3 separate regions of the Mus musculus genome follow, and all the other regions are linked to region 1. The links are chromatin loops, found by intact Hi-C in ENCODE. Cell type or tissue: heart. All regions are shown on one strand.

Region 1 (8,000 bases):
TGAGAACCTTGTCTTAAAGCACAGAAAATAAGCCGGGTGTGGTGGCTCATGCTCGGGAGGCAGAGGCAGGAGGATTTCTGAGTTTGAGGTCAGCCTGGTCTACAAAGTGAGTTTCAGGACAGCCAGGGCTATACAGAGAAACCTTGTCTCAAAAAACCAAAAAAAAAAAAAAAAAAAAAAAAGGCACAGAAAATACAAAACAAAAAACAAATAACAACAACAAACAGGTTGTTGTGGCACACATCTCTCTAGCACTCAGAGACAGAGGCAGGTGAATCTCTCTGAGCTAGGGCACCTGCTACTCTTTCCTTTGCACATGTCAGGTGACTCATAACCACCTGTAACTGCAGAGCTTGAGATCTGCTGCCCTCTTCTGGTGGCCACGTATACCTGAACTCATTTGCACATACACAGAAATATATAAAAAATTCAAAATACTATTTCCAGCCAGGTGGTGGTGGCACATGCCTTTAGTCTCAGCACTTGGGAGACAGAAGCAGGTGGATCTAAGTTTGAAGCCAGCCTGGTTCAAGGACAGCCAGGGCTACACACAGAGAAACCTTGATTTGAAACTCACCTCTCCACCAAAAAAACATGTTTATTCTAGAAAAATAAATAAATAAATAAATACTTTCATTTCTTGTCAATTCCCTATTCTTTTTGTTGTTGTTGTTTTGTTTTGTTTTTCAAGACAGGGTTTCTCTGTATAGCCCTGGCTGACCTTGAACTCAGAAATCCACCTGCCTCTGCCTCCCCAGTGCTGGGATTAAAGGAATGTGCCACCACGCCCGGCTTCAATTTCATATTCTTCAACAGACACCAAGTACAGAGAGAATTCAGTCCTGCTTGCTGGGACAGAAGAAATTAGGCCACCACAGGGTCACAGTCTACTGCATGAGTCCACAAAGAAACACATGCTGCATTTACTTCTGACAGGCACAGGTGACAGGAGACACATAGACTAACAAAACATAGACTCCCCCCACCCCCACACATACACCCCAACACGGTCTATGATTAGTTCTATACATAATCTGTCTCTTGCATGGGCATTTAAACTTACAGTGTGCATGTGAGCACACCTGTAAACATACCTATCCATTTATGAGCCATTAACAACAGCAAGACTAAATAAAATAGCTTCCTTATGGTTTTAAGACTGGGTATCAAGTAACCCAGGCTAGCCTCAAACTCATTATGTAGCTGAGGCTAGCCCTGAATGCCTAATCCTTCAGCTTCTACCTCCAAAGTGGTAGGATTACAGGCAATATAGGGATTTAAGTCAATGATGGTCTACAGTTGGGAGGTATAAAAGGTATAAAACATAAATTGGTTCATGTATCCTACAAACAATCCCTACCTGATTTGCTCAGGCCTCATGAAAATGCATGCCAACCTGGTCACACTCATTCCACAGAGCCTACAACTCTGCTGACTCTGTGGTCAATTTCTAGTAAGCACTTCTTCTTTGATGACTAAATATTCTTGCCCTTGCTGTGTGCACACAGGAAACAGAAACCTCAAGGTGGTCAGTGAAACCAGCAAGCAAGGCAATGCCTGGCTCTCAGTGCCAGCATTTAAAAGTCACACAACGGGGGTAGCAAATGAAGTCGGCATCTGCCACAGTTCAGCACGCTGGAGGGCTACAACTTTATTTGCAAACACCAAGCTACAATTACACTTAAACCCCTTTACATTAAACACACGGAACAATTCTGTAGACACGTGGTTCTGCTGCTTAATATTCCCTCCATGCTGAAAACAATTGCTAACACCTAGAGTATCTGCAGTGTAGAGCTTGAGATCTGAAAGCTGTGAGCGGTGGGCGAGGCTAAGGCTAGCCTTGAACTTCTAGTGAGGCCATAGGCTTTTAAATTAACTCTTCCATACCATAACAAAACTGCAAACAGATCCCAAGCTAGCAAGCAAATCAGATTGCCGTTGAACCCTCAGCATGCAATCTATACGAAGTACGTAAAACACGCTGATTCCTTAAATCTATGGCAACCAAAATTAACTATAGCATAGTGAGCACTTCACATCAAGCCATTAGCATTTAACTGTAAGGTCTCAATGCATTTGAAGTTGAACTAAAACCTGTAAGGTCATTCCCTCCTCCCCCATTCCCGGGAAAATAATATATCAGGTTTTACAATATAGTATTTTCTAGGTGTTTAAAAAATTTTTTTTAAATCACAATGAATCATAGCTGTCAACTTCTCTACCATGGGACTAATGTGCCACAGATGCAGGTGGCACAAAGGGGGCTGGAGAGGAGAAGGGATTATTCAACACTTTGCATATAAACTTTTCCTTCTCTGCAACATTTATAAGCTGCAAATGAAGGATGCTAATGTGGACCATAAGGGGGAGGGGAGGAGGGCAACTCTGGCTGAGTGAAAATTCATGTAAGCCCTGACAACCTGGGAGAATCCAAATCCCCTATACTGTAAATTCACCCTCAGATGACAGAAAAATACTCTATACTGTATAAAATGGAAAAACACAAATAGCATTTAATCAAGAGCTGATTACCTTTAAAACTTTGGGCTTCTTTTCCCTCTGGGGCCTCTTGTTTTCTTTTGTAACCTAAAATTAAAAAAAAAAAAAAAAGTAAAATTGAAATGTGAGCCTCCATTTATATACATATATAATAATAATAACTATTATTATTATTATTATTATTATTATATAGATCAGCTGCCACCCTTCTCCCCCTCCCGCCCGCCAAAAATTTTGCTACTTCTCTGTAAAAAACTACTTATATCATTTAATACCATCAACATGTTGGTCAGTCAGACCCTGAAGAGCTTATGCAAAATGTATACTTTAAAAGTCACTGGAAAGAAAAACAGCCAACAACCTTGCATAAATAAAGATGGAGGGAAATGCCCCCTTTCCCCCTAAAAGTCTGTCTTAATTAGCTTCTGCATTCTTCACGGCGAAGCCCACGAGGTAGCCATCTTGCCTGCTTCTGCAGAGGAAGCCTCCACAGAGAGCAGCTCTGCAAACTGCTTTTGGTATCATTATCATGGTGTTTCAAGGCAGCCCTGGCCTGCCAGCACTGTAGACGTGCTGGGCATGCCTTTTGCAAAAACAGCCCCACAAAGAGTGCAGCCAATGGCAAGGCAGAGCTTAGAGACTCCAAAGTGATCTTCGCAGCCTAGCACTATCCCAGACAAAGGATCTCCTGTGAGGCTGGGCTCTCACCACAGGACACAGGCAGCCACAAGCTGCGACATGGAGTTCTCTGCAGAGGATCTGGTCGCCGCCACCGAAATCACAGGAGGCTTCTGCAAAAGACAATGTTCTCAAATCCCCCAGGTCGCCACCATCGGATCGATGGAGGAGTCTCCCTTAGCAGGAACCTCTGGGTGGCACCAGGGCAGGTCGGCGCAGGGAGGGGCGCGCTACTCTGTATCACCGGGCAGGAGATAGCCCCTGAGCCAAAGGGGGCATCGGGGCTCACAGCAACCCTGGAAGGTATTGTGCATTTTGACTTTATAAGGCAAGGCTAAATATTGGCGATATTGAAGGCAGGGAGGTTAAGTAAGGACAGCGCAGGCTCAGCTGTTGGGCTGCGTGTCTCATTCCTGGGAACCACACCTCGGTGCAGCCGGCGCTTGGCCTAAAAACAGCGATTTGATTTCTGTCAATAAATGTCCAACGATAAAGTCGGACTGAAAAATGACAATCAGCCACTTAGAAGCGAAAAAGGACAGGATGTGGACAGGAGAGGGGGTGGAGTTTTCAGAATACACTCATACATACACTCTCTCGGTGACTACAGATATGGAAGACTGTATATGTATGTAAGCTGTTGATGACCTTCAGTGCCCAGAGAAACCGGCCTTACCAGAAGGCAGACTCCAACCTGAATCTGGGGGGGGGGGGGTCCTGTCTCCTCTCCTCCCAAGATCATCACCTGCAGCCAAGCCTCTCTTCTCAAGCCTCCGACTGGGTTCCCAGGTTGAGGCTTCTTGCACACCGGCTTAGTGGTCAACCAGCCACTTCCCCAGGAGCTGAACCCGAGCCCGGGATTGAACATCCGAGCCCGCTCACTAGCTCCATCACTTACACACACACACACACACACACACACACACACACACACACACCTGAACTGCACCCATACTCAGTGAGTGGTAGACTTAGGGAGCTGGCACCACATGACACCTGCCAGACTCCAGGAAAGGCAGGACCAAGAGCAGCCTTCCTCCTGTTAGCTCCCTTGCAGTCTGCTGTAACAGCGGCAAAGGCTCTAGTGGCCGAGGACCAGAGTAGCTGTGGCAAGCAGGGCTGGCCCAAGGTCACTGCCAAAAAGCTGTACAGAGACTGATCACAGCCCCATCACAGTCACCTTGACAGCTGCACAATTCTCAGGAAGCAAGCCCCAGCTCCTGCCTCCTGGGGCCAAAGTTTCTGCAGTACATTTGCAGGATTGGCAGGATTGCCTGGCTGCGAGGCCAGAAATGGGTTTTCCACTGGCAGTTGGATTCAGAACAGATTCCCACAACCAGAACTCAGAATAGAGCGAGGGCCGGAAGGCCTGTGTTCCATCACCCTCCCGTCTGAGGCTTGTAGGCTGCCACGAAGGCCCGCTTTCATGTCCAGCATTTGTTTCCCCGTTAATTTCGTTATTTACTAGTACTTCCACTTGCACCTAGGTACTCTTCTTGCACGCTAAGCAAGTGCTCTACTAATGAACTACATAATCCCCTGTTCCCAGATTTCTCTTTACACCATCCTCCAGACTGCCCTGCCCTGTACAAATTTTTAACTAATTCACAGATGAGCGCAGGGGACAGATGGGACAGGACAGGAGTACTGAAGCTAGGCAGGTGAGAGTTGACTAACTACTACTCTGGAGGCTGAGGCAGGAGAATCAGGTAGAGTGAGACCCTGCCTTCAAATGACCACACAACAAACAAAACCATGTCCATGCTTGCGATTGCAGCACCCAAGGGAGACTCGGGCAGGGGGACCGCAATGAGTGCAAGGCCAGCCTTGGACACATAGCAAGTACCAGGTTAGCCATAGCTGTATAGAGCAAGAGTCTATCTCAGAAAAAAGAAAAAGAAAAGACAAATAAAGGTGCACTGATCCCAATAGCTGTATGGAATTCATCTTTTTGTTAATATTTGTTAAATATTTTGTTAAATATCCATACCAAAGCCAAGGGAATCTGACCTAACCATGACAGCAGTGCAATACAGCAAACACTGAGAACTGCTGTGGACTCAGCGTGTGGCACACAGCTTAACCCCAGCACTCAGGAGACAGAGGCAGACAGATCCAAGAGAGTTCGAGGCCAGCCTGGTCTACACATGGAGTTCCAGGACAGGGAGAGCTACATAGTGAGACCCTGTCTGAGAGGTTGGGAGGGGTTGGCTCTGTGGGGAACCAAATCGACCAAGAAATAGCTGAAAACGCATGGCCATGTCTGTCTGGGTCGCGTCTGTTCAGGGTGGAGAACAGGTGCACGGGTGGACCACACTTAGCCATCATCCAGCTGATGTCAACTTTGAAGAACATCCCCATTCCTTTTTCTATCATCATCATCATTTTGCCTGGCTGTGTTTGTGTTGGTACACTCTGCACAGCATATGGAGTTCAAGGAGAATTAGTTTGGGGAGTTAACTGTCTCCCACAATTAGAGTCCCAGGTATCAAATCTAGGTCAGGATGAAGCCTTTCTTAACCCTCTGTGCCACCTCAAGGATCTGCCAGAGCATCTTGCCAGGGACCATGCCAGGGTACACTCCCATCAGCCAGTCACTCACTCAGGGCACCCCTCTCCCCGACCCCTTATTTGAGTTCCACACCTTTCTCCCAGAGATTGTGCCTCCTCCCTTAGATATATGCACACACTTGCAGAAAGCAGTATCTTTCCCATTGATTGCTCAATATTTAGTTAGGTTGCCACTACAGGTAACATATAATTATGTTAGGATTATACATTTTAAATCAATGCATTACCTGTAACAGCCACAAAATAAATCATGCTCAGAGAGTGGGGATGCTCTGTGAGATACGTGCGAACCCACTCACTACACTTGGTGACTTCAGGGGATGTGGAAGCACACACTAGTCTGCAAAATTAATAACTAAATAAATGCGGAGCTCATCCCAGCCAGATGAGTTGTTAATGTAAGAGCTACACTGACAGGCTGTATCAAACCACTGGGATAGAATGAGGGTGCACAGAGGCTCGCAGTTAGGGAGTCTTTTCCCATTCCAATCTGTTCCAGTGTCCACATTCTGAAAAGGTGACAGGCTCAGTACAGAACTTAGATAAAATTGGACTTTTAATGGGACAGATCAGAAATTAATAGAAGGTACAAGAGGCCAAAGGTTCCAGAGGCCAGAAAGAGGGCTCAGTGTATTCGGATCCAGTACATGCATACAGGCGTGCACATATTTAATTTTATGTATGAGCCCTCAATCTGCATGTAAACCTGAATGCCAGAAGAGGGCATCAGATCCCACTGTTGTGAGCCACCATGCTAGGAATTGAACTCAGGACCTCTGGAAGAGCAGCCAGTGAGCCAGTGAACCCCTGAGCCATCTCTCCAGTCCTGCACATGCCCATATTTAAAAATAAATCAGCCAGGAGGCAGAGGCAGGTGGATCTGAGTTCTAGGCCAGCCTGGTCTACAGAGTGAGTTCCAGAATAGCCAGGGCTACACAGAGAAACCCTGTCTCAGAAATAAAAAACAAAAAGAAAAATTGCAGTTTTTGTGAGGCAAATTATGATAGCTCACGCATTTAATTCCATGATTTGAGAGGCAGATGGATCTCACAGTTTGAGGCCACAACCTGGTCAATTGTCAGCAAGTTCCAGGATAGCCACAGCCACAGCATGACCTTGTCTCAACATGCCCACCCCACCCCCAACCCCCCCAAAAAAAGAGTGACAGCTGTTTCCCAGGGAGTGGAAAGGAGTGTTAGAGAAGAAGTAGAGAGATAAGCCTGGAATTAGCTCAGGCATTTATTCTCCACATTCAGGAGGTTAGAGGGTCCATCCTTTGCCACATAGTGAGAACATGGGCTAACCTAGGTTAAATGAGACCTTGTCTCTAAAGAGTCCATAATATATAATATATACGTACTATACATATTATATATATACACATATACATATGTATATATAAATGAAAAATTGATTGAGCCTCTATCATGGAATACCTCCTTTGGCAGGTCTAGAAATGCTATGCTATATGGTAGGGTTCTAAAAACTTATTATTCAGGCCAGCCTGGTCTACAAAGTGAGTTCCAGGACAGCCAGGACTATATACAGAGAGAGTTTCACACTATGATCACCAAATTCAACCAACATCTATATGGTACCCACATATACCAGGCACAATACAGAGAGGAATGAGGGAGAAAAGACCCCTAGCCCCACAAACTAGCCACCAAAGTGATGCATTCATGTGAAATTCTAATTTCACATGATAATTCTGGATGAAAAAGATACAACAAAAACAACCATGGGGGGTGGGCAGCTAGAAAAAATAAAGTTAATTAAAATTGAAAAAGCAGCCATGAGGTGGTAGCATAGGCCTTTAATCCCAGGACTTGGGAGGCAGAAGCAGATGGGATTTAAGGCTAGCCTGAGCTACAGAACAAGTTTCAGAACAACCAGGTCTACACAGAAAAACCCCATCTTGAAAAAGACAACAACAACAACAACAATAATAGGACAAGGTGAAACTTGTCTCTAATGAGCCATATGTTCTCTGTGTCACCCAGGGTGGATTTGAAGTCATGAGCTTAAATGGTTCTGCCACCAATCCTCCTGGGTACTAAGATTACAATCATGTCACGTTTGGGAATGAAAACATTTCAAAAGAAGGGCAAAAGATCACCACAGCACAGGATAAGAAGTGACACCATAATTGTCATGTGACCCGAAATGTGAAACAAAATTATAGTGAAAGCTGGGCCGGGGGAACCCCTGGAGACAGCTAGCTGTTCAGGAAGCGCTCAGGCCCAGGC
Region 2 (8,000 bases), 73 kb before region 1:
TTTCTACATTAAACACAAACAAATGAAACCATAAATGTACCAGTAATCTTACTCAATGGGGGTAAAAGCACCTGCCATACAAGTCTGACAACCTGGGTTCAATCCCCAGAACCCATCGTGAAAGAACCAACTACCAAAAGTTGTCCACTAACCTCCACACACGAATACCTGCTCTGATATACACATCACACACAGAACAATGCTAAGGGCTCAGCCAGGAGGATCACTGGGTAAATGTGCTTGCCATCAAGGCTGGCAAACTCAATTCAATTCACAAGACCTACCCTACATGAACGAAAACAAACGTCTGCCACTTGTCTCTGACTTTAATCCTCTTTCTCCCACCCCCTCTCTCTCAAACTCATACTCCAGAGGAGCATGAAAATGTAATTTTAAAAAATACAAATAATTAGGGGAGAGGCATCTAGATAAGATCTATGTAATCCTGGCTATCATGGAACTCATTATTTAGACCAGGCTGGCCTTAAACTCAGAGATCCTGCCTGTGCCTCCCAAGTGTTAAAATTAAAGGCATGTCGACTATGACCAGGAAAAAAAAGAAAAGAAGAAAGATAAATCAGGTATATTTACTTTAAAATACTTTGGCTTTTTTGTTTTTGCTGTTTAAGTTTTAAAGCAGGTTGGTTTTTTGATTTTTGTTGTTTTGAGAAGTATGCCACCATACCTGGCCTAAAAATGTATCTTCTTAAAACTGAAAACATGGGAAACAAGATATATTCTACTTGAAGCTCAGTACAATTAAATCCCCAGCACCACAAAGGAAGGGAGGAAGCTAGGGAAGGAGGATTCTCTCTAATAAATTAGTGTTCTATAAAACATAATTAAACCAACTTTAATTATGGGCATGGTGGCACACACCTTTAGTCCCAGCATTTGGGAGGCAGAGGCAAGCAGATCTGAGTTCAAGGCCAGCCTGGTCAAAATAGTGAGTTCCATGACAGCCAAGACTACTGGCTACACAGACAAACCTAACTGAAACCCAAAAACCCAGAGGAAAAAAGATAAACTTAAGGCATTTGAAAACTATAAGCTGGGTGTGGTTGCTCATGCCAAAGGACTGCTGCTAATAAAGACTGTATATCAAAGGCCAAACACAAATGGTAAAGTGTAGTGGAAGACTTAAATGGCAAAACCCCTTAGTAAACTAAAAAAAAATTAGACACAAATAACAAAACAAAAACAAAGAGCCGGGCGTGGTGGCACACCCCTTTAATCCCAGCACTTGGGAGGCAGAGGCAGGAGGATTTCTGAGTTCGAGGCCAACCTGGTCTACAAAGTGAGTTCCAGGGCAGCCAGGGCTACACAGAGAAACCCTGTCTTGAAAAACCAAAAAAAAAAAAAAAAAAAAAAGTGTTCAAATTGCTGGATAAGTGGGGTTTTGTTTTTGTTCCTGAGTTAATTTTCAAAAGTATCTTAAAAACTAAAGGGTATATCATTTCCAGTCCAAGGGTTCAGTTGCCTGACCTGGTTGTGAGACCGCAGTGGCTGTAAACTGAGTAGCCCATGGTGGATTCTTCTGTCCTCCAAACTGAGCCATGATGCAAGGGGGGGAAAACTTTCACTTGTTTCCCTTCTATAGCAGATACCTATAAAGGATATAGGAAAAGGCTAGTTTAGAGAAATCATTGATATATTAAAGACACGTTCCAAACAAGAACCAACCGAAGTGTGCAACAGAACATTTGAAATAAAACGCACAACCAGCCTATCAACAGATCACTTGTGCATACTCTATTTAAAAGATATCCTTGGGGCTGACTTAAAGGAACTTCCTTCAGTAACTACAAGGTCATTTCCTAAAAAGGTCTGCCCGAGCTTAGTGGCAAAGCCTTTAATCCCCTCCCAACCCATCCCTCCAGAGGCAGAGTCAGGCGGATCTCTATAAACTCCAGGCCAGCATGATTTATATGACATTACAAACCAGCTAGGGCTAGATACAGAGCCTCTCTCTCTGGGGACAAACGAACTTATAGACGCAGCAAGTACAGCCTGCGTGTTTCTTTGGGCGATGGTCTGAGGTCCTGCAGTGGGGTTAAATCAATAACGGAAACTGCGTCGAGACCCCCCCTCCCCCATAAAGGTATTGGCAGATACCATCTCAATAACGAACATTACTTTAAGGGCTAGGAAGTCACTATGGCCTTTGTCACCCTAGTCTCCACTCCGGGAGTGGGGAGGCAGTTGGGAGGACGCGCGGCTCCAAAAGAACCACTGCGAAGACCCCGGCTCAAAAACCCAAGAGAAAAGGAAAAGATGGGCCTGGCATCCCGGGGTGAGGACACTCATCTTCCTCCCACGCGCCGGCCGTGAAAGATGGAAGGCAGCGCCCCAGGCCGCGGCCACTGGGGCCCGCGGGTCGTCGCAGTCCCCGAGGTCCCCGGGCCGGTCTGAGAGAACCTCCAAGCGCTGGAAACGCTCGCCGCCGCCGCCCGGGGCCGGGTCTCAGCGGCGGGGCAGCGCGGGCCGGAGGACGCACGGCCTCCGGCCTGGCCCGGCCCAGTCGAAGGGGCGCAGGCCGCACCTGAGGGGCCTGGAGCCGCTGCGCTGGGGGCAGGGCGCGGCGCGTGGGGCCTACTCCGACCCGCACAAAAGGGACCGCGTCCCTCGCCCGCCGGCCCCGCGGCGTCCGCCATCACACACCCACCCGCCACCGCCACATCACTCGCTCCCTACCCCTCCGCTGACCGGCTGCCAACGAACGGAAGCAACCCGCCGCGGCCTCCCACCGCGCCACACCAAAACACTGACCAGACCTTCACCTGAGTCTGGCCCGGGTTAACCGAGAAGCCATTTCAAACCCGTCAAGCTCAGGCGCATGCGCAGACTGCTTTCCCCTCCAACCCCCCTGCCTACGCCGCACCGCCTCCCGGTTCCGAGAGGAACGGGCGCGTGCGCGAAAAAAGTTCGGCGTGCGCGCTCCCCGCGAGTGCGTTCACTGGGGAGCGAGAGCGAGCCTCAGCCGGGTTACCTTGACTTCGCTGAACAATGAGCTGGCTGTCGCTCGCCTGCTCTGAGGCCAACGCTGTCCTTCCCTGGGAGAGAGAGGGAGAGCGAGCGGCAGTCACGTGGTCCGGCCGGTGTCGCCGCCGCCATCTTGTGGTCCCTCTATTCTTGTTTGGAACATGTTTGGAAGAATAAGCCTGTAAGAACTTCGTTGTTAGCGGGCAGTGGTGGCGCACGCCTTTAATCCCAGCACTCGAGAGGCAGAGGCAGGCGGATTTCTGAGTTCGAGGCCAGCCTGGTCTACAGAGTGAGTTCCAAAACAGTCAGGGTTATACAGACATATCCTGTCTCGAAGAACAAAAAAAAAAAATTTTTTTTTGTTTACATTCTTTTCATTTTTAGAGGGTTTTGCCTCCATGATTTATGCGCACAGGTGTGGGCTTGGTGCCCCTGGAGCTGAGAAGACGACAGATCCCCCGAAACTAGAGTTCCTGACCGGTGTGAACCACCCCGTGGGTGCTGATAATCAATCCCAGGTCCTGAGAACAGAGATTAGTGCTTTTAACCGCAGTGCCATCTCCTCGGGATTAAGGCTGGAATGTGTAAAAGCGAACAACTGAGTGGATTTTAATACACTGAGTGCAGGCCATCATCACCCCTAGTATTTGAAGACCCTACTGAAAAGAAACAGCTGGAGGATTTGGGGGGCGAGAGGGAGTGGAAAGGTTGGGGGATGGGGGAAGTGCACACCTCTAATCCCAGCGCTCAAGAGGCAGAGGCAGACACAGCCAGGGCAACACAGATAAACCCTGTCTCAAAAAATGAAAGACAGAGCTATTATTAAGTCATTTTCTAATTTTGTCCTACACCTGCTGGTGACATCTAGTCAAATTCTCAACATGAAATAGCTTATGCTAGGAATCCCACATAAGATTAGCTGAGCCAAGCATGATCAGGTGGTGACCTGTAATCTAACACTTGGGAGGGAGGGGAAGGGAGGATCAGGAGTTCAAGGCCAGCCTGGACTGTGTAACACCTTATCTCATCAAACCCAATAGGATAAAATATATAGCTTTTTCTGTGGTTCCTTGTATTTTTTCCCTTAAATTTTATGAACACAGGATCACATAGGTACACGTTCTTTAATATTTTTCAAACCACAAGGGTCCTTTCTCCCACTTAAGTAAAACTTACAGAAGTTGGGTAAAATGTAACTCCTTTGTCCTTACTAATTCTGTCCTGACCTTCAAACTATTAGAATATAGTCATCACACTATAGTAATTTGTAAAAATTCAAAACAGCGTGTGCCAGGTGGCCCAGCAATAAGAGGGACAAAGTGAGAAAACTTAAATCTGAGATACCTTATCAAAAAAAGTTCTGGGGGCTGGAGAAATGGCTCAGCGGTTAAGAGCACTAACTGCTCTTCCAGAGGTCCTGAATTCAATTCCCAGCAACCACATGGTGGCTCACAACCATCGGTAATGGGATCTGATGCCCTCTTCTGGTGTGTCTGAAGACAGCTACAGTGTACTCATAATAAATAAATAAATAAATAAATACTTCTTTTTTTTTTTTTTTAAGTTCTGAAAGAAACCCCAGGCATATGTTTTTGATGTCTGTATTTTGGATTGACATGTCTCTATGACTTCTAGATTAGCTTGGTCTACATTGTAAGGCACAGGACAGCCAGGGCTACATAGTGAAAGAGTGTTTATAAAACACACAAAGCAGAGCAGTGGTGGTACATGCCTTTAATCTCAGCACTTGGGAGACAGAGGTAGGCAGATATTTAAGTTCAAGGCCAGCCTGGTCTACAGAGTGAGTTCCAGAATGGCCAGGGTGAAACAGAAAAATCCTGTCTCAAAAGACCAAAAACAAAAACAAAATAAATAAAACACACGAAACAGAGCTAGAGGGATGGTTCAGCAGTTAGGCCCACTTGATATTCTTTCCTAAACCTTGGAGCTCATCCCACCATCTACATTAGCCCCATACAACTAAACAGAACTCTGAGGCCCTCTCCCGGCCTCCTGGGATACTGCACACATGTGACACAGGCTCACACAAACATATACACAAATTCATACACATGAATAAAAATGAAATTTAAGGGCAAACACTCAGAAGTTAAGAGTACTGTGAGGGGGCTGGTGAGATGGCTCAGTGGGTAAGAGCACCCGACTGCTCTTCCGAAGGTCCAGAGTTCAAATCCCAGCAACCACATGGTGGCTCACAACCATCCGTAGTAACAAGATCTGACTCCCTCTTCTGGAGTGTCTGAAGACAGCTACAGTGTACTTCCATATAATAAATAAATAAATAAATGAATAAATAAATAAGTAAAAAAAAAGAAAAGAGTACTGTGAGGTCTTCCAGAGGATGTGACTTCTAATCACAACACCTACAGGGTGGCTAAAAACTTCAGTAACCCTGTTCTACAGGGTATAGTTGCTTTCTTCTGGTCTCTATGGTTGTCGATTGGTGTGGGTTATGCACACACATACACGCAATAGAAACATCGTTATTCACATAAAACTTCTGAAAAATAGAAAATAAAATATTTTCTAAAGTGAATAAAAAGTCAGACATGGAGACTGCTATATCACCCTCAATTCTAGCACGAGGGAAACAGAAGCCGACTGATCTCTGTGAGTTCGAGGCTAGCATGGTGAACACAGTCAGTGCCAGGAGAGGCAGAGCTACGAAAAGAGGCACTGACTCCAGAATTTCTGTTTTGTTGTCAGGGTTTCTCTGTGTAGCCCTGGCTGTCCTGGAACTTACTCTGTAACCAGGCTTGCCTCCAACTCAGAAATCCACCTGCCTCTGCCAGAATTTCTGTTTTTATGTTTACAATATAAACAAACATACCACCCTTTCCCTTATTTCCTCAGCTGACCTTTGTTTGTTTGTTTGTTTGGTTGGTTGGTTTTGGTTTTTGGTTTTTCAAGACAGGGTTTCTCTGTGTAGCCCTTTGTGTCCTGTAGCTCACTTTGTAGACCAGGCTGGCCTTGAACTCAGAAATCCGCCTGCCTCTGCCTCCCGAGTGCTGGGATTAAAGGGGTGTGCCACCACATGCGGCTCAGCTGACCTTTTCACTTTTACTTTTAAGCTTCTATGAACAATCCTGAGGGAAACCAGATTGTCAGCTTCAAGTTTTCTCTTTTATTTATGAATTGCTTTTAACTGGGCTGGAGAGATGGCTCAGTTGCAGACTGATGTCTCTGCCAGAGGTCCTGAGTTCAATTCCCAGCAACCACATGGTAGCTCACAACCATCTGTAATGGGATCGGATGCCCTCTTCTGGTGTGTCCGAAGAGTGTGACCATGTACATGCATACATTAAAATAAATAAATAAATAAATAAAAATTTTTTTTTAATGAAAGAATTGCTTTTAGCAAAAGATGATTTGACAAAAAAAATTTCTCCTAGTCTTCCACCCCACTCTCTTTCCCCTCTTGGCAGAATATAAGTTGTCTTCTACAGGAGCTGAGCAAACACCCTTATCAGATAATAGACTGCACACAAAGATACTAGACAAAGATATTTTTGGCCATGATTGCCTTTGTTTTATTTTTGGAGACAAAATCCTATTAATAGTTCTGGCATGCCTGATACTTGACTTATAGACAAAGCTAGCTTCAGGCTTGTGACAATCCTGCCTCTGGCTCCAAGTTCTGAGATTGCAGCTACAAGCCACCAGACCCAGCTGTACACACAAATGAAACTTCATTAGTTATCCCCATACTGTCATTAGAGACTGGTAACTATTTTTGTTTGTCATGATATTTTATTACAGAGAGGGAGAGAGACAAAGAGAGAAAGGAGGATGTTCCCTGAGACTGACCCACAGCCTTGAGCATTCTACAGAAACACTGTATTACCCAATCATCTTGAAACATTGTCCTCTTTGTACATTAGAAGCAGGGTCTCACAGAGTTGCCAGGGCTGAACTTGAGTTCCTTTTATAAGAGACAGGCCTTGAATTTGTGTTCCCACTACTTCAGCCTCCTGACTAATTGGGATAGCAGATCTGTACAGCAATGCTCAGTGTTTTGTTTTTGATTTTGTTTTTGACAAGAGGCAGTTTAGGTCAACATGATATCATCATACAGGCCTGACTCTAAATTCATTATTCCTTTGTTATGATGCTATAAAATTCCACTCTATAGCCAAACCTTTGAGTTACTCTTTTTTTTATTTTTATTTTTTATTACAGAACTACAGTAAAGATCCTAAATTAATGGAAGTAAGAGTTTTCCATCCAGCCACGGTAAAATATCCTATACTACCAGGCAGGAAGATTACTGCAAGTTGAAGGTCAGCCTTGGCTACAAAGTAAACAACAGTAAAGGCAGTGTTGCATATTTTTTTCTTCTTTTTTCTCCTCTATAGAAAATTCACACTTTTCTTTGAACTGTTTTCAGGCTCTTTGGGGAATATAGTGTAACACAGGGCACAATTCTGGGTCATATGATAATTCTATATTTATCTTTTGACAAAATGTTCAGCTATTTTTACAGTGGCTGTACTATTTTATATTCCCACAAGAAATGTGCTGCATCCTTGCTGACCTCTCCCCACCCACACCCTGCAACCATTTTTTTTTAAGTTTTATTTATTGGCTTGTTTATTTCTTTGGGTGTGTTTGCATGTGTGCTTACAAGGTCACAAGAGAGTAAAAGTCAGAGGTCAAGCTGGGCGGTGGTGGCACACATCTTTAATCCCAGTACTTGGGAGGCAGAGGCAGAGGATTTCTGAGTTGGAGGCCAGCCTGGTCTACAGAGTGAGTTCCAGGACAGCCAGAGCTATACAGAGAAACCCTGTCTCAAAAAAAACAAAAAAAAAACAACAAAAAACAAACAAACAAACAAAAAGTCAGAGGTCAGCAGTGAGTATCTCTTCTAGTGCAATTGTTTGTTCCATCTCTGTGTAGCCCTGTCTGGGTTGGAACTGCCTTTGTAGATCAAACTGATCTTGAACTCAGAGATCCACCTGCCTCGGCCTCCTGAGTGCTGGGATTAAAAGGGTGTGCAC
Region 3 (8,000 bases), 54 kb after region 1:
AGCATAAAACCAAAAGCCTGGGCATGGTGCCCCATAACTCAAATCCTAGCATTTGGGAGGCCTAGGCAGATCTATCAAGTGAGGCTTGTTTTAAAACAAAAACAAACAAACAGGAAGACAAAAACCTAAAGAAGGCCTTCTAGTCATTGTCATGTTTGTGGTCTATATTTATTGAAATATTGTTCAATATGGCCAGATGGTGGTGGCACACGCCTCTAATCCCAGCACTTGGGAGGCAGAGGCAGGCGGATTTCTGAGTTCGAGGCCAGCCTGGTCTACAGAGTGAGTTCCAGGGCAGCCAGGGCTACACAGAGAAACCCTGTCTCGAAAAAACCAAAAAAAAAGAAAAAAAAGAAACAGATAAAAATGTTTCAGCCAGCCATGTGGTTTTTATTGTAGCTGGAGCTATAGCTCAGTTGATAAAGTGCTTGCCTGGCCTGTGTGAAGGCATGGACTCCATTTCCAGCATTGTATAAAATGGGATACGAGGACACATTCCAGCACCTGGGAGACACAGTTGGCCTCTTTGAGTATGAGGTTCCACTGGTCCTCATAGATTGCTCCAGGCCTGCCAGGACTACATAGCAAGACCCTGTCTCAAAAATAAAATACAGGGGCTGGTGAGATGGCTCAGTGGGTAAGAGCACCCGACTGTTCTTCCGAAGGTCCAGAGTTCAAATCCCAGCAACCACATGGTGGCTCACAACCATCTGTAACAAGATCTGACGCCCTCTTCTGGAGTGTCTGAAGACAGCTACAGTGTACTTACATATAATAAATAGATAAATCTTTAAAAAATAAAATAAAATAAAATACAGGCTGGAGAGATGGCTCAGTGGTACTTACATATAATAAATAAGTATTATATGTAAGTACACTGAGTACTTATATATAATAAATAAATAAATCTTTAAAAAATATACAGGGGGCTGGAGAGATGGCTCAGTGGTTAAGAGCACTGACCACTCTTCTAGATGTTGTGAGTTCAAATCCTAGCAACCACATGGTGGCTCACAGCCATCTGTAATGGGATCTGATGCCCTCTTCTGGTGTCTGTGTACTGCATATGTGTTTGATTCCCAAGGAAGTCAGAAGAATAAATCACATTTACTGGAACTATAGTTACAGATGCTTATGAACCATCATGTGGGTGCTGAGCACTAAGCTCCAATTCTCTGCAAGAACAGTAATTGCTCTTAACTGCTGAGCCATGCCTTCGGCACCCCCACCCTTTTTAAAGATTTATTTATTTTATATATGTGAGTATACTGTCAATGTCTTCACTCAGGACCTTTGGAAGAATAGTCAGTGCTCTTAACTGCTAAGCCGTCTCTCCAGCCCACCTTAAGCATCTTTAAATGTTTTTTTTTTTTTTTTTTTTTTTTTTTGCTGGTCAGTAGTAGTGTATGTTATCTTTAATCCCAGGACTTGGGAGGCAGAGGCAGGCGGATTTCTGAGTTTGAGGCCAGCCTGGTCTACAAAGTGAGTTCCAGGACAGCCAGGGCTACACAGAGAAACCCTGTCTTGAAATCTTGAAAACCAAAAAAAAAAGAAAAAAGAAAAGAAAAGAGAAGAAAAGAACGAGTGTGTTCTCTCGGAGAGATGGCTCAGTGGTTAAGAGCACTGACTGCTCTTCCAGAGGTCCTGAGTTCAATTCCCAGTAACTACATGGTGGCTCACAACAAATCTATGATGTAATCTGGTGCCCTCTTTTGGCATGCAGGTATAGATGCAGATAGAGCATTCATACACAATAAATACATCTTTAAAAAAATTAAAAGTTTACATTATTGTGGGGCACCCTGCAGCAAGTTTATGGCTAACCTGGGCTCCATGAGAATCTGTATCAGAAGAAAAGGAAATTGGTCAGCAAACTGCTGTACAATACTGGAGAGTCACAGGTAAGGGAACCAGAAACTTAAGCAAAACAGACTGGACTATCTTTTCTTTTTTCTTTTATCTATCTATCTATCTATCTATCTATCTATCTATCTATCTATTTTTTTTAAAGATTTATTTATTTATTATATGTAAGTACACTGTAGCTGTCTTCAGACACACCAGAAGAGGGAGTCAGATCTCATTAGGGATGGTTGTGAGCCACCATGTGGTTGCTGGGATTTGAACTCAGGACCTTCAGAAGAACAGTCGGGTGCTCTTACCTGCTGAGCCATCTCACCAGCCCCTATCTATCTATTTTTGGACTATCTTTTCTTTACTGAAATAGTTATGGTTCAAGCAGGTGGGAGGCAGAGGCAGGCATGGTCTACAGAGTGAGTTCTAAAACAGCTAGGGCTACACAGAAAAACAGAATTTTTTTTTTTTTTTTTTTTTTTTTTTTTGCTTAGGATGGGTCTCCTTCTCATGTAGCCCAGGAGTGCACAGCACCACATCCAGTTACTTTGGTGCTGAAGGTCCTATTAGAACGTGTTGCAGTCTATGTAACGTAGTTACATCCTCAAGCCCTTAATCTTATTCTTCTAACAGGTTTCACTCTGTAGCTCAGGGTGGCTTTGACAGAACCATGTAGGGCAGGTTGGCTTCACACTCTTGGCATTTTTCTTGCCCCAGCCTTTCCAATGTTGTCTTTACAAGTATGAGCCACGATGCCAAGCTATTTTACATCTTTAGGATCAGCAAGTCGGCACAGTGGGGCAAGGGTACTTTCTAGTACACCTAAAGGCCTGAGTTCCAGCCACAAGAGACACATGTAGTGAGGAGAAAAACACCTGACTCCAGAAGCTGTTCTGTGACCTCCACACATGTGTTCCCCCAACCACAACATGAATGAATTAATGCCTTAGCTGTTGTGTCAAAAACAGACAGTAGAGAGCAAGAGAAAGCAGGGAGACTGACTGGTCTGTGGTCTTTCTAGTGTATGGACAGAACACAATGTTCCCATTTGTGGCAGGGTGAAAGCTGAATGAACAGTATACTTAGGAGAGAAGATGGGGAGTTTAAATGCCTGTAACCTAGATGTCAGATACAAATGCCTAGCATTTGATAAGCTCTGAGGTCAATGGATCCCTAGTTTGTTTTTTTTTTCTCTCCCCCGACACCCGTCTCACACACAGAGAGAACAACCGAGACAGAGAGAGAGAGATACAGAGGAAGGGGGGAAGAGAGACACAGATAAAGATCACCCCAGGAGTGGTGGTGAAATCCTCCTGTACTCTTAGCACATGCAGGGTTGAGGCAGAAGTATCTCAGGCTAGAGACCAGGCTGGGCCATATTTAGTATTTAGTCCTAGGTCACAGATGTGAGGGTGATGCAGTTGCACCATCTGTCACTCCACTGATTACCAAGTTGACCTGCTGTCTTTTTATTTATTTATTTATTTATTTTTGTTTTTCGAGACAGGGTTTCTCTGTGTAGCCCTGGATGTCCTGGAACTCACTCTGTAGACCAGGCTGGCCTCGAACTCAGAAATTCGCCTGCCTCTGCCTCCCAAGTGCTGGGATTAAAGGCGTGGACCACCACGCCTGGCGACCTGCTTGTCTATGTGAGTGTCTCCTCCCCTCTTCCCACTCCATGTACATGGCTTCCAGAACTACATGCCTGTTTGGACAAAGATGACCTTCCCCTAAGAGAGAAGGACACCATCTTTGATAAAGGGTGTGGGAATAGATGTGTCACCCTGCTAGAATCTCCAAACAAGCCAAGCCTCCATAGCCGGTCCCGAGAAAGGCAGGGAGAGAGGAAGAAAAAGAAAAGAAGGAGAAATAAAAGAGAAAGAGTTTGTGAAGACAGCAGGTTAAAGAATTTATCGTGTGTGAGATCAGAAGATGGGAGTGGATCAGAAAGACAGGGAAGGCTGAGCTGCTTGTGTTAATGCCAGAGGCACCATACACACCACACACACACACACACACACACACACACACACACACACGCGCGCGCGCGCGCGCGAATCAAACCCAGGTATTCTACAAGAACAAGAGTGCTTTTAACCGCTGAGCCATCTCTATGGCTCTCAACATTTATTATAGTGTGTGCGCGTGTGGGCGCGCGTGCTGCCAAGTTGCATGTATGGAGGTCTAAGAATAATTTGTGGGAATCGACTGTCTCCTTCAACTAGGCCGGGTCTGGAGACAACTCAGGTCGGCCAGCCTAGTGACAAGTGCCTTCAGCCGTTGAGCCAGCTAGCTTGTCTAGCATTTTCTTTTGACACAGTATCTTTCTCTCTGCAGCCTGGGCTAGTCGGGAACTCACTAAGTTACCCATGCTGGTCTTGGTCTGGAGGTGATGCCCCTGCTTCAGAGTCCTGAGTGCTGGGATGACAGGCATGAGCTTCACTACATAGCTCAAGCGGGTCTTGATCTCCATGGTCAGGAGTCATCAGGTTCGCTCGTGCTGAGACTGCAAGCCTGAATTTACTGGTCTGGCTCAAGAGGCTCGCAAACCTTCAGCAGGAAACCCGGGACCCTGAGTGTCGCAGACCCCCTGGGTGACGCCCACTTCCGCCTTGCTCTCTTGGACGGGTCCCAGCGGCGGCTGCGTGCGTCATCATTCCTCGCCGCCGCGCGCCATGGGCATCATCTGGCCCCGCCCGCGCGGCGGCTGGGCTCCTGTCAGAGCCGGCTCCAGCCATGGTGCTGCCCAGTGTTTTGTAAGTTGGCAGCGGAGGCTCGGGACGTGGCGCAGGTCCCGATGGCGGCCCTGGTGGCTGCGGCGGCCCTGGCGGCGGCCGAGCCTGCACCCGCGGTGCCGCAGGCGGCTGGGAGCGGGGGCCCGACCTCACGCCGAGACTTCTACTGGCTGCGTTCCTTCTTGGCCGGAGGTCAGTATCCGCCGCCCGGACCCCGGGGCTGGGTGTTGAAGCCGGTCCGCGGGCCGATCAGACAGTCCCGAGCTTCTCCTGCTGCAGCACCCAGCCGGGCCTTCACGTCAGCCCCTGCAGCCGGGGCTAATCCCTCCGCTGAACCAAGCACCTATTTCTTAAGGTTGAAAACAGGATCCTTTAGGTGGGACATGGTGGGGACCACCCCTTTCTGTTACAAACAACACGTGTGACAGTGTAGGATTGGGTTTTGCTGTTTGCTTGAAAGGAAAATAAGTTTTGGAGGTGGAGGCCAGCTTGGGCTCGCGTCCCCTTCGCGTGAGTGTGCGCGCGCGTGCGGATAATGATTTGAGAATATTTAATGTATTCCCCCCCGCCCCCCCACCTCAAGAGCCTTATGTAGTTGACGCTGGCTTTGAACTCCCGATTCTCCTGCCTCTGCATCCCAAGTGCTGGAATTACAGGCACATGTCGCACAGTCCGTCTCTAGAGGCTAACTTTGAAAAATAGACTAGGATATGAGCTGGACATGGTGGAATGTGCCTTAAATCGCAGCACCAGGCAGATGCAAAGGTCGGCAGATCTTGAGTTTGAGGTCAACCAGGTCTTCATAGCAAGTTCTGGGCAAGCAAGGAATACAAAGTGATACCCTGTCTCAAAAACAAAATAAAATGACTAAGGATATTGTGCAAAATTGCCTACAACCGCCCAGCGGTGGTGGTGGTGCACGCCTTTAATCCCAGCACTTGGGAGGCAAGCAGATTTCTGAGTTCGAGGCCAGCCTGGTCTGAGTGAGTTCAGGACAGCCAGGGCTACACAGAGAAACCCTGTCTCGAAAAAAAAAAAAAAATCAAAAAACAAAAACCAAACAGTTGGAGAAGCAGGCCCGCAGACCTTGTCATGCGATAGAAGATAGATGGAGGTGATAGCAAAGATCCCTGGCTTTGTTGTTTTGGTTAATCTTGTAGATAGATGATGGTAAACTGATGGACAAAAGTGGGAGGGGCTTGAGAAGAACAACAAATCTGTAGTCCATGCTGTAGACCAGTCTGGTCTATAGAGTGAGTTCCTGGACAGCCAGGGCTACACAAAGAAACCCTGTCTCGGAAAATCAAAAAACAAAAAAAGAAAACTGCCTACAACCAAAACTGGTTCCAGGAATCGTGGTAAACAAGCTTGTAACTGCTTGAAAAGAAGCACTGTGCTTTGTGCTTACTCTACCAGATGGCTTGCATGTGCCAGGGTTCCTCTCCCTTTCAGTAAGCAGGTGTTTGTAAGTTTGTATCTCTTAACCTCTCCCTCCCCACAATGATTGATTATTTGAGTTGTCATCAGGTAATTATTTATGTGGTTTTTCTTTTCTTTTTTTTTTTTTTTTCCCAGACAGGGTTTTTCTGTGTAGCCTTGGCTGTTCTGGAACTCACTTTGTAGACTAGACTGGCCTCGAACTCAGAAATCCGCCTGCCTCTGCCTCCCGAGTGCTGGGATTAAAGGCATGCGCCACCACACCCGGCTCAGTTAATTATTTATGACTGGCAATAAAAAAAATACACATCATGAGGTCTTATGGAAAGATAGGGTCATAGCTTGCAGCTGTTTTGGGAATGTAATTATTTTCTTCTCAGATTAAAAAGACATTTGTTACTTAGTCCTAGCACTCGGGAGGCAGAGGCAGGCAGAATTAGCTCCAGGCCAGTCTGGTCTACAGCATGAGTTCCAGGATGGCCAGAGCTACACAGAGAAATTCTGTCTTGAAAAACCAATGTGTACACAATGTGTGTGTGAGTGTGTGTGTGTGTGTATATATACACTGGCCATGATGGGAGTCTTTTGAACCTCAAAGCCTACTCCTAGTGACCTACCTTCTCCAACAAGGCCACACCTCCCAATCCTTTACAACATTTCCACCAGCCAGGGACCAGTATTTATTTGTTTATTTAATTTTATTTTTTGGTTTTTCCTGCCTCTGCCTCCCAAGTTCTGAGATTAAAGGCATGCGCCACCACTGCCCGGCACAGGGACTGAGTATTTAAGAATATGAGACTTTGGGAACTATGATGGTTTGTGTATGCTCAGACCAAGGAGTGGCACTATTAGGTGTGGCCATGTTGGAGTACTTGTGGTGGCCTTGTTGGAGTAGATGTGTCACTGTGGGCATGGACTATATATAAGACCCTCATCCTAGCTGCCTGGAAATCAGTATTCTCCTCGCAGCCTTCAGATGAAGATGTAGAACACTCAGTTCCTCCTACACCATGCTGACATGTTCCCACCTTGATGATAATGGACTGAACCTCTGAACCTATAAGCAGCCCCAATTAAATATTGTTCTTGGAGTTGCTTTGGTCATGGTGTCTGTTTACAGCAGTAAATCCAAGATAGGGGCCATTCTCATTCAAACCTCTACATGAACCCTTCCCATACTGCCCTGGCTTCCCAGAGGTACTTTGAATATTTTTTTGGATCTTAGGTTGGGGTCAGCATTGAGATCAGAGATACCAGTATCCATCAGAAAACTATTTTGAAGGCCTCTAAGAGGAACCGAGACGTACAACAGATTGCTTACACTGCCAAGGATTTTGTTCTTGGCAGCCATTGCATCACCAGATCCCCAGGAAGAAGGAACCCTATCTCAAAAGACAAAAAACAAAAAACAAAAAACAAAAACAAAACAAAAAAAATTTTTTTTAATCTGCAGAAGAAAATAATTATACTCCCAATAAGATGGCCTCAAGCTCAGAGATCTGCTTGCCTCTGACTCCCGAGTGCTGAGATTAAAAATGTGTGCCACTATGTCTGACTAGAGTTTGTTAAGACAGAATCTCATATATGGTAGGGTGGCCTCCAACTTAGTATTTAGCTGAAAGTGACTGAATTCCTCAGACCCCCGCCTCTGCTTTCCTAGGGCCACGTCTCAGACAATCTTGGCACAGTGTCTCAGATGTGTCCACCACACCCTGCGATGCTGCTCCTCCTCCTCCTGCTGCTGCTCCTTTTTCCTTTTTTTTTTTTTAAGATTTATTTATTTATTTATCTTATGTATTTGAGTACAATGTGGCTGTACAGATGGTTGTGAGCCATCATGCTGTTGCTGGGAATTCAACTCAGGACCTTTGGAAGAGCAGTCAGTCCTTTTAATCGCTGAGCCATCTCTCCAGCCCTCCTCTTTCCTTTTTAAAAAAATAATTGCTTCCTTAGTTATTATGTGCGTTTTCTCTG

The links. Hi-C counts contacts between places; a loop is a spot of excess contacts. Peaks named below come from ENCODE experiments on the same cell type or tissue, not always from the same donor. Only the 100,000 strongest peaks of a DNase experiment are listed, where the experiment ranks them.
Region 2: it touches region 1 in a loop (2.7-fold over the local background); 3 of 42 quality-filtered maps call a loop at or near these places.
Region 3: it touches region 1 in a loop (3-fold over the local background); 7 of 42 quality-filtered maps call a loop at or near these places.

The regions. Positions count from the first base shown.
Region 1 is chr10:62,862,273-62,870,272 of GRCm38, forward strand. It overlaps Tet1 (tet methylcytosine dioxygenase 1), which reads right to left. Exons shown (of 13, transcript NM_001253857.2): 3 at 2,536-2,589. It overlaps Gm51805 (a long non-coding RNA gene), which reads left to right and starts at 3,398. Exons shown (of 3, transcript XR_003949007.1): 1 at 3,398-3,483. In heart, a CTCF peak has its summit at 383 (motif pointing left); DNase peaks (open chromatin) are centred at 3,149 and 4,399; H3K4me3 peaks cover 3,356 bases; H3K27ac peaks cover 3,304 bases.
Region 2 is chr10:62,789,436-62,797,435 of GRCm38, forward strand. It overlaps Ccar1 (cell division cycle and apoptosis regulator 1), which reads right to left and starts at 2,933. Exons shown (of 25, transcript NM_026201.3): 1 at 2,781-2,933; 2 at 1,486-1,607. The coding sequence starts at 1,558. In heart, CTCF peaks have their summits at 2,980, 3,186 and 4,440 (motif pointing left); DNase peaks (open chromatin) are centred at 2,946 and 3,816; H3K4me3 peaks cover 2,548 bases; H3K27ac peaks cover 3,123 bases.
Region 3 is chr10:62,916,101-62,924,100 of GRCm38, forward strand. It overlaps Slc25a16 (solute carrier family 25 (mitochondrial carrier, Graves disease autoantigen), member 16), which reads left to right and starts at 4,533. Exons shown (of 9, transcript NM_175194.2): 1 at 4,533-4,781. The coding sequence starts at 4,652. Gm25862 (a small nucleolar RNA gene) reads right to left here and starts at 7,424; the gene lies at 7,296-7,424. In heart, no CTCF peak of the experiment used is centred here; a DNase peak (open chromatin) is centred at 4,521; H3K4me3 peaks cover 1,917 bases; H3K27ac peaks cover 1,816 bases.